Regions from separate parts of the Homo sapiens genome. Here region 1 is linked to region 2. A link is a contact called in ENCODE Hi-C or POLR2A ChIA-PET data. All regions are on one chromosome and are shown on one strand. Each heading gives the region's core, a stretch centred on a gene start or an enhancer-like site at or near the end of the contact. The rest is flanking DNA. Distances are from core to core; before and after follow the strand shown. Region 1 holds the start of NPR2 (natriuretic peptide receptor 2). Region 2 holds the start of RUSC2 (RUN and SH3 domain containing 2).

Region 1 (5,096 bases), core at 1-2,500, 300 kb before region 2:
GGGGCCAGTGCGAACCAGGGTACGATAATGGTCATTCTTAGCCGAAAAACCAGAGGCCACAGCACCCGCAGTCAGCAGGGGAAGGCGCCAGTGGGAGGCAAAGCGGGCCACAGAGGCAGCAGGGTACACGCAACCGGGACCTAACAGCAGGTCGGGGTCATGGTACAGCTTGAGGTCCACAGCGCTCAGCGGTGCCAGGTACTCAGAGCAGGCGCCTTCCAGTTCGGAGCTGACAAACCGCAGGTCCACGGGCAGTGCCCGGCCCAGAGCCTCCACAGCTAGTGCCACAGCGGGTCCCACCCGTGGCCAGGCCCAGGCATAGCTCAGGTTGTGTTCTGGCAGCACCACCGCCAGCGTCAGGTTCCGCGCCCCGGGAGGACGCACCCCACCTGCCAGGGCTGCCACCAACAGCAGAAGTGATGGCAGCGCCATGGGGATAAAGCAGCAGCCCCACCGCCCCCAGAACTTGGGGCTGCTCTGGCCTACAGGGGAGACGCGAGCACCCCCCAGCCTGGAGCCTGGGGAAGAGGGCCAGGAAGAGGAGGAGTAGGCTAGGTAGGCTGGGATGCAGAAGGTGCTGGGGGCCGGGGAGAGGAGGGGGAGATGGGAGGAAGGCGGGGGGCGGGCAAGGAGTGGGCTACCAGCCTAGGGCAAGGACTGAGGACTGAGAACGGGGTGGCAGGGGGAGGGAGGGACCGAGGGGGCCTGCGGCCAGGATGGGGACAGTGCGAGGTGAAGAAGCCTGATAAATCTAAAGCTGAGAAGGAAAAGGGGATCTGGGACTGGGATGGGGTGGGGGTGGGGGGCGGGTGGTACAAAGAAACGGCCTGGGGGAACCTCACAGCTGAAAGGGCCGGGAGGGCAGGAGGGCGCTGCGCCACATAGGACCAAGGGGGTAAGGTGGGAGGGTGCCCGCGCCGCGGAAGGACTGGGATCATGGGCAGGCGGGGAGCGAAGCGAGGCCTGGGCCGGAGGGCAGGGGAAGGCAGGGGTAAATCTCCCTGTGAAGGATTCTCCCGGAGCTCCTGCTTGGACTAACGGGCCCGGGCGCTGGTCCCATCCGGAGCTACGGCGGCCCCGCCCGTGTCCCCGCTCCTCTCTGCTCCGCTTCTCCTGGGCCCTGGCGGCCGGCGCTGCCCGGCGCTTCCTCCCGCCCCCCGCCTGGGCCCCGCGCGCGCCGCTCGTCCGGGTCAGGTCGCCTCGGCCCGGCCCGTCTCCGCTCGCTGCGCCGGCGGCCGAGTGCGACTCCCCCGGGCAGGCCGCCCGCCCCCGCCCCTCCCCCGCTGCCTCTCCTCCTCCCTCCCGGCCCCACCCTCCGGCGCCGGCTGCCTTCCCCCACCCCCCACCCGGGCGCTCGGGACCGCCAGGTCCCAAACCCACCCCGGTGAGCACTTGGGGGCTCCGCACCAAGGCCTCGCCGGCCAGCAGGGTTCCCGGGCGCTCCCTCACTCTCAGGGCCTACCCTGGTCTCCCCCACGCCCCTGGTCCCCCTGCCGCCCCTCCTTCCATTTCCATCTCACACACGCCAGCGACCCCAGGGTTTGTCCTCTCCCCCTCGCTCAGCCCGTTCTTCTTGGGTCTCCCCTCTGAACTCCCTGAGTCCCTCAGTGGTTCCAGTCTCCAGGAAGCAGTCGAGGATCCCCAGACGTGTGGTATCCTCACCAGCCCCCTCACCTAGCAAACCATAGCGCCCTCCCGACGGCAGTGCGGCTTACTCCACCGCGGACCATGCCCGCTCCCTGGACGGGCCCCTCCAGCAGCCAGGGGCCCCTGCTGTACACTTCCCACCAGTCCTTAGAAAGTCCACGAGGCTCCTTCTTGCTTGGGACTCAACTCTCGGCCCCCCGCTGTCTCCATGCCCCCTGCCCTCCTCGTGTCCTCAGAGGCCCACCGCAGCCCGCCCGGCTTCCTCCGCACCATCTGCTCAGTCAGGGCCTCGATTTTCTTTTGTCTCCTGCACAGCGCAGGCTGGCGCCTGGGGAAAGCCTGTAACGGACCGGCGGGACACTCCCCGCAGTGGAAGCCCATCCACGCTCTCCTGGGGTTCCACCTTGCTCCCAGCTTCCCTTAGGAAGCTCTCCCTAGGGCCCTCATATCTGGAGTGCCAATCTGACCCCAAGAACAGCTTGTGAGGGATGATCTCATGGTGGCTGAGAGGGACTGCTATGGGACCTTGGGGATTTTTCTCCAACTGTCATAAAGGACATGCACATAAGCCCATTCTCTGCCCGCGCTAAGAGCCACGGTTTCTCTCCCCCCTTCAAGCTATTTCTCCAGAAATCACAAGCTAAGAGCGCTCCTGGAGCCCTGGAGTGGGGTGGGAGTGTATAGGGCGAGGACGGGCATGGTTTCCCTGAGATGAAGGCGACACCTAGTGGTTTGGTGGGGGAAATTAAGGACAATGCCACTTTATCCTTAGGCACGATATTTATTGAACACCGGCTGCCTAGCACAAGCTGTACCTGTGAATACAAAGAAAGCCGAATGATACAGCCCTTACCTTTGAGGAACATGCATTTGCAATCCCTGGGGCACAGAGGCCAAGAGCAGGCCGTCCCTAACAATGTTCTTGCCTCAAGCCCAGTAGAGATGGAAGCCTCAGGACAGCTCCTTCTTTAACGCAGAGGGGTTGGTAACTCTAGTTCCAGGCTCCCAATACTGCAGTGAAAAGGAATTTTGTCCTATCTGGCCAAGGCAAAAAAAAAAAAAAGGAACAGTCAAAAGAATGACGAGACAACATGAGAAATACTTTAGACCAAGTCAACCAAATAGAATAGTTGATTTTTAAGCAACTACACATTGTTTTATGAGACAAGCAAATCCAAAATGACAAAATTCCTGAAAGAATTACAGAATGGCAGGGCTAAGAGGATCATATAAATATATTGTTTAGCCCTCTCATTTAAAGATAATTGAAAACCAAATCCCAGAGAGGAAGGTCGCAGTGTCCTTACTTGCTCCTCTCCCCCAATCCCACATGGCTTTTTAGTTGCAAAAGAGAGATTAAAATGCAGGTTTCATGGTCTCCAAGGAGAGGCTCTTTATAGATATTTTGCTGACTCATGGAACTTACTGTAGAAAGCTGTGCTTACAATATAATAGCCACCAAACCCAGGCAAGTCTCTCTGGAACACCTGCAGCCCTCAGTGAGGATCAGCCACCACTGTCACCCAGACTCCTACGCAAGTACAAGTGCATCATATGTCATTATTCTGAACATTAAGGACTATTCTTCATTATGTTAGGGATTAAACATTCAAGCATCTTGCCTTTCCCTTTTCCTCCCAGTTGGCCAGTTAACTAGAAAGTAGGAAGGGGCCAGGCACGGTGGCTCTTGCCTGTAATGCCTATAATCTCTATTAAAAACCAAACAAATCAATCAGATATGGTGGCACGAACCTGTGGTCCCAGCTACTTGGGAGGCTGAGGTGGGGGGATCGCTTGATCCCAGAGGATAGAGGCAGCCTGGGTGACAGCAAGACCCTGTCTCAAAAAAAAAAAAAAAAAAAAAGGAAGTGGAAGGAGCCTGGTGCAGTGGCTCACGCCTGTAATCCCAGCACTTTAGGAGGCCAAGGTAGGAGGATTGTTTGAGGTCAGGAGTTCGAGACTAGGCTGGCCAACAAGGTGAAATCTCGTCTCTACTAAAAACACAAAAATTAGCTGGGCGTGGTGGTGGGCACCTGTAATCCCAGCTACTTGGGAGGCTGGGGCAGGAAAACCGCTTGAATCTGGGAGGCGGACATTGCAGTGAGCAGAGATCGCGCCACTGTGCGACAGAGCAAGACTCCATCTCAAAAGAAAAAAGAAAGAAAGAAAGGAAAAGAAAACATAAGTAAAAACTAAAAATAAAATTTAAAAGACAAAAGGGAAGTGGGAAGGAGTGGGGAGATAAAAGATAAATCCCCTAATGAGGTTTTTTATTAACACACAGTGAAAGGCTTTTGGTGTTTATTTTTTCATGTTTGAGGGAAAGCTGAAAATATTAAATAAATGAGAACTTCGGTTATGTATATATCCCACTATCCAAGCTATCACTGCTGTCATTGATATGGGCAATAATATTTTGGCTGTATTTGGTGACCATGCTGCAATACATAGAAAACCTAGGAAATCTAGATTCTACTGGCCTAAGCAGCAACCAGCTAGGGTCCAACTTTCTCTTTGTAGCACTGTCATGGCCTTCTTCTAATCCACAAACAGATACCAGCTATAATTTCTTCTGGATAGGGTCAATCAACACCCTCTTTCTTTTTCTTTTTTTTTTTTTCTTTTTTTGAGACAGAGTCTCACTCTGTTACTCAGGCTGGAATGTAGTGGCGCAATCTCGGCTCACTGCAACCTCCATCTCCCAGGTTCAAGTGATTCTCCTGCCTCAGCCTTCCAAGTAGCTGGGATTACAGGCGCCCGCCACCATGCCCAGCTAATTTTTGTTTTTAGTAGAGACAGCGTTTCACCATGTTGGCCAGCTGGTCTCGAACTCCTGACCTCAAGTGATCCACTCGCCTCAGATTCCCAAAGTGCTGGGATTACAGGCGTAAGCCACCACGCCCGGCCCCAAACACCTTATTTCTGATCCAGAACTAAACTGCAGAGCATCAAATTGGCCAGCTGCTAGAATCTCCTATGGTTTCCAAGCTGCCCTGTCCCTTCTTCAAAAGAAATCCTAATCCTGGTTACACTCAGGCCAAAGGTGCCTCAAGACCCTAGTTGAGCTCTGCAACCACCATGGGATTCGGGCTCATGCTAATTTTCGTGATAGGCTCTGATGCCCCAAACTGACAGCATTAAACGTTTTATAACAAACCTATTTGTGCAGCTGAATCTGGATCCTCAGGTTTGTTCTACACCAGATCATGCCTCCCAGGCCTACAGAATTCCAGAAAACAAAATATCTTCTCTGCTGACCTGACTAGCAGAAATGGGCTTTGACTCCATGCAATTGTCCCCTGCACACAGACGGACAGGTCCAAGAGAACCTGCCAACAGAGGGCAGAGAACAGCCATAGAAAGGTAGATCAAATAAGGCAGGAAAGATACACTTCACAACACATCTCAATAGAAAAGGAGAAAGTAATGTAGAAAAAGAAATGTAGCAA
Region 2 (5,306 bases), core at 1,158-3,657:
ACAAAAATTATATTAAATGCCAATGTCTGAATGGGTGTTTTTTTTTTTTCCTGGGTAACTTCAACACTGATCAATCAAGACCATTTCTAGATAGCCTGCCCTTACCCTAACATGAAGTGAACCATCTCTTCAGTCAAGTGACTTTTAGCAGGGTGCATAGTCATTGTGTATGAGTAACAGGAAGAAAAGGGTGAGTTATTATCCTAAATTTGCAGATAAGCCCAGAGAGAAAAATAGAACACATAAGCCCTCCCATGAACTTGCCAGATTTAGCAAGTAAAAATACAGGACTCCCTGTTGTTTATTTGAAATTCAAATTTAACTGGGCACTCTGCGTTTTATCTGGCAACACTGAAGTATTGGAGGTGAGGAGAAAAATAACCCAGGGTGTTCTGGGGTAACTGAGGTCTTAACAGGAAGCCTAGACAGGAAAAAGTAGAAAAGGCCATTAAAAAGATACTGTTAAAAAAAAATTGTATTGCTTAATCCATCCAGATCAGGAGCCCCTCCCCACACTGGGTTTCTATGATCCAAGGCTTTATTTTGAGACAGAGCATTGCTCTGTCACCCAGGCTGGAGTGCAGTGGCATGATCTCAGCTCACTGCAACATCTGCCTCCCAGGTTCAAGGGGTTCTCCTGCCTCAGCCTCCTGAGTTGCTGGGACTTCAGCCTCCTGAGTTGCTGGGACTACATGTGCACACCACCATGCCCGGTAATTTTTGTATTTTTAGTAGAGATGGGGTTTCACCATGTTGGCCAGGCTGATCTTGAACTTCTGACCTCTAGTGATCCGCCCACCTGGGCCTCCCAAAGTGCCGGGATTACAGGCTGAGCCACTGTGCCTGGCCTGATCCAAGACTTTATAAAGACATGTAAGAGGGTGGGAGACAGAAAGCGGAAAAGGATACATCAAAACTAGCAATGGATGAATGAGAACATGTCCAGCCTCCAGTTAAGGCAACTGTGGCTTCAAAAAGGAATCTTAAATACCAGCACAGAAATCAGAGGGATCCTAACCTGGCTCAAAACAGAAGAGAAACAGTGGCTGGCCATACAGCAGGACGGGCATAACTAACAGAATACCAGGTATACTGTTTGGATCTGCTCTTCCTTCCATTAAGCCATCCACCACTGCTTAATATCTAAGGAGCCGGCTAAGAAAATCCAGTCACTACTTTTATTTGCTAATACTTTGAGCCCCAGTTACAATAATGCCACTACTAATTAGGTAACTACTTTCTACCTTATCAACTCCTACAGCTTTCCAGCCATTGTTTCATCCCTCAGCGATACCACCTGCTTCCGCGTGGAACCCAAACCCCCAGGAAACTAAATCTGCTCAGGTCACCCACCTAGGAATAAATAAAAACAGGTTTCAGGCCCTTTGTCCTTTGTAAATTCCGCCTTTTTTTTTTTTTTAAGGCCTGTGTTCTTTATCACGGACACTGTTCACATAGTGGTAATCCTTGCCTGACTCAGATCTACTTGTTCCTGCGTTTCATTCCTCCGCTGCTCAATTACTTGTTCAAAACGCAAAGGACAACTGGTAGTGAAGACCCTCCACCAGCAACACTACCATGTGCCAGGCACCGTGCTGGGGACCGGGGATACAAAGATGAGTAGTGTACCGTCCTTGCCCCCAGGACAGTTCCCCGTGTCCGCAGGGCCGGCCTGGAGGGCCACAGCCAACTGTGGGCAACAGGATCACCGTGCCCTTCGCGGCAAGTGAGTGCAGTAGTAGGGGACGGTTACTGCCAAGCCAAAGGTTTTCTCCAGGTAAAACTGGATGACAGAGAGACAGAGACTGAAGCAACGCCGGCGCCGGGCGGATAATAAAGGGAGGCAGGGGCTAAAAGGGTGGAGGGAGCAGAGGACCCGGCCGGGAACTGGCAGTAGGGAGGCCCCCGCTGCAGTCGCCGGCCTGGGTGCCGGGCGGCCACGCTTCCCCAAAGCCGTCACAGGGACTTGGGGTACCAAGGTGACTACTGGGCGCGAGTCGTTTTGTGGGGGGAGGGTGTCCCCAAGGGGGCAGTTTGAGGAGACGGTTGGGGATGCATCTGGGGTGGCGCCCAAAGGGACGGTGGGTGCTGGGTGTTTGAAGGTCCGGTGGACGCAGAGCTGAAGGGTCAGGAGAAGGCCAAGGGTCAGAAGGGCTGGGGACGAGGTCTGCCCAGGGGGTCGGGGCGGACGCAGAGGGCGGGTGCAGCCGAGGGGGAAGGGCTGAAGGGAAGGGCAGGCGCTGAAGGCACATAGGTGGGAAGACAGGCCCTCCCCTAAGGGAGACCTTGGAACGCGGGGCAGTGGGTCTGTGGGACCCTGCCCGCCTCCGGAGAGGCGTTCCTACCTCGTTTCTCGCCTCAGCCTCGTCCTTCCGCGCCGGCGGCGGCGGCGGCGGCGGCGTGTCTCGCCCTCCAGGGGTCGCGTTGCAGGCTAGAGGCGCCGGCGGCCCCTCCCTCCGGGCGGGTTGGAAAGGCCGGCCCCTGTCGGCGTGGCGCGATGGTCCGATCTGGGTTGCCCTCAGGCCGCCCCTCCGGGCGGCGCGTTGGTTCGGTCCGCCCGGCCTAAGGTGCTCGCCCCCTCCCCGGCTCCCGCAGCGATGGGCGCAGCCGAGTCACGCGCAGAGCTTTCCCGCTAAGGGAGCGGAGAGGCTTCCGCCGTGGCCCAATCTTCTGCGGCCCGCGCCCGCCCCCGCGGGGTGGTGCCTGGCGACGCGCGGCTCCCGGGTGCTGGAACCCAGGGAAACCTTCCGCGGGCCTCCAGGGCCGGTGGGTGTGAGTCCCAGCTTCGCCTGAGGCGGCGGTTCTCAACGCTGGCTTCCCAGTAGAACCTAGTGTGGAAACTAACCAAACAACAGAAGGAGGGCTGACCTCACACTGGACCGACTCAGAACCACTGGGGTGGAGTGGGGTGGGGTGAGGTGGGGTTGGCCTCCAGTGCATAGCCAGGGTTCGGAACCCCTGATGAAACGTAGAACCCATGCGCCCCCTGCCCTTCAGGGCCGGATGTGTGGGGGACATGGAAGATGCCTGTGTGTGACTCCTGCTGTTTACAGCCAGAGGGGGATGGGGCAGGCAGTCCTGCAAATGTTATGGGAAACCCACTGTATTAGTCCGTTCTGACACTGCTATGAAGAAATACTATGAAGGAAAGAGGTCTGACTCACAGTTCCGCATTGTTGGCGAGGCCTCAGGAAGCTTATAATCATGGCAAAAGGCAAAGAAGTAGCCATCCTTTTCGCAGGGTGGCAGGACAGAGTGAGTGCAGGCAAGGGAAATGCCAGACGCTTATAAAATCATCAGATCTTGTGGGACTCACTCACTGTCACGAGAAGGGCGCAGGGGAAACCAGCCCCATCATCCAATTACCTCCACCTGTTCCCGCCCTTGACACAGGGGGATTATGGGAATTACAATTCAAGATGAGATTTTGGGTGGGGACACAGCCAAACTGTTACAGGTAGTTAGGCATGAGCGGGGCAGGAGAGGGTTCTCCCCTGCTACCCACTAGGGATGTTGGGTGATGGTTCTGAGGCAGGAGAATAGGGACTGGAGGCAGGGAACCTAAGACTGGTTCATGCCAACTTCCTGGAACTAAATTGAAAGGAAAACCCTAACTTTCCACACCTAAGTAACAAACCCCCCACCCAACTTTTCTGCCCAGCAGATGGGAAATTGGCTATCTGCAACCAATTAGACTGACTGCAGCCGAGTCTAACTTTGCATAGAAGTATAACTTTGTAACTTCACCCTAGCCTCTGATTGGTTGCTTCTTGCAACCAATCAGATGTTTGCACAGGTGTGCGACCTTTGTAACTTCACTTCAGCCTCTGCTTGGCTGCTTTCTGCAACCAATCAGACTGATTGCAGGCTACGAATTCATTTACATGAGGTGAGCATGAAGTGGCGGGTAACTTCTAGGGGGTATTTGGACCCAAGAAGATTCTGTTTCCTGGCCCTTGAGCCGCTGCTCCGGCTGCTCCCACACTGTGGAGTGTGCTTTCGTTTTCAATACATCCCTGCTTTCCTTCTTTTGTTCCTTCATTCTTTCTTTGCTTTGCTGGGCGTTTTGTCCAATTCTTTGTTCAAAACGCCAAGAACCTGGACAACTTGCAGTCAGACCCTCTACCAGTGACAGTTCCATAATTACCTCATTGCTTCTTTAAAAAGGATAATTCGGCTGGGCCAGGGAGAGGCCATTTCCTGATGGTCCACACATGTTAACATCAAAATGCTAATTGAATGCAGGCCTCAGGGAGAAGCAACTTTCTGGGCATGCGTGTTAAGAGACAAAAATGGTGACGTATGATCTCCTGGGGGCACCCTCCACCGGAAAACGGGAAGGAAAGCACTGCGCATTCGGGAAGCCCACTCTAAGGGAAGAATCATGGGAAAGAGGCCAGCCTGTAAAAGTCCTAGGATCTTGGTTAGGCACTTGACCTTCTCTCTTTAACCTTCACGTGCCCGCTTGGGTTTCTTCCAAGCGCACCTTCCTTTCTTTCCTGTTCTAAGGCCTTTTTAAATAAACTTCCATTCCTACTCTGGAACTTGCCTTGGTCTCTTTTTCTGCTTTCTGCCCCACAGTCGAATTCTTTCTTCTGATGAAGCAAGGACTAAAGTTGCTACAGACCCATAAGGATAGGCTGCAGGTAACTTGGGGTAACTCAGACCTCTTCCACCACTAACAAAACCATATCACCCATTGAGAAGACTCTTAGGCTAGACGCGGTGGCTCACGCCTGTAATCCCAGCACTTTGGGAGGCTGAGGCGGGCGGATCACCTGAGGTCAGGAGTTTGAGACCACTAGCATGGTAAAACCCCGTCTCTACTCAAAATACAAAAATCAGCCGGGTGTGGTGGCGCATGCCTGTAATCCCAGCTACTCGGGAGGCTGAGGAAGGAGAATCACTTGAACCTGGGAGGCGGAGGTTGCAGTGAGCTGAGATTGCGCCATTGCACTCCAGCCTGGGCAACAGAGCAAGACTCTGTCTCAAAAAAAAAAATAGAAGACTCTGTTCTAGGTTCCATACTCACTGAAAGAGTTAGAGACTGGGGTCACAGTCAAGGAAGCAGATAAATGTCAGGATATGTAGCTTGTCTTCAGGCTTCACAGAAGTGGTGTGAGCTGAATTTTGAAGAATGAGTGGGAGGTAAAGAGAGAATTGGCATGTGCAAAAGAACTGAGGGGCAAAATGACCAATGTGATTGAGAAGTGTGGGAGGCAACGGAGACAGCTGAGGAGAGCTGGTCAGGGTTTGGTGATGAAACGCCTATGACTACTAAGGAGTTGGGAGAGATACTGAAGGGC

Evidence for each region. A loop is a pair of places that touch in the nucleus more often than their neighbours do. ChIA-PET counts read pairs that join two places held with the same protein, here RNA polymerase II (POLR2A). Pooled maps may share reads with other maps.
Region 1: a loop to region 2 is called in a pooled map, with 2.0 times the contacts of the local background. The contact joins the promoter of NPR2 here to the promoter of RUSC2 in region 2. A Hi-C loop is called at or near these places in 1 of 168 maps with a recorded cell type or tissue (mammary epithelial cell) and 4 of 50 pooled maps. POLR2A ChIA-PET finds 5 or more read pairs at or near these places in 1 of 52 experiments (BJ).

The regions. Positions count from the first base shown.
Region 1 is chr9:35,787,745-35,792,840 of GRCh38, reverse strand. It overlaps NPR2 (natriuretic peptide receptor 2), which reads right to left and starts at 1,250. Exons shown (of 22, transcript NM_003995.4): 1 at 1-1,250. The coding sequence starts at 432. It also overlaps a transcript of RGP1 not described here.
Region 2 is chr9:35,487,212-35,492,517 of GRCh38, reverse strand. It overlaps RUSC2 (RUN and SH3 domain containing 2), which reads right to left and starts at 2,407. Exons shown (of 12, transcript NM_014806.5): 1 at 2,346-2,407. It overlaps LOC105376026 (a long non-coding RNA gene), which reads left to right and starts at 891. Exons shown (of 2, transcript XR_929580.4): 1 at 891-1,087; 2 at 1,262-1,399. RefSeq lists a silencer at 2,439-2,738.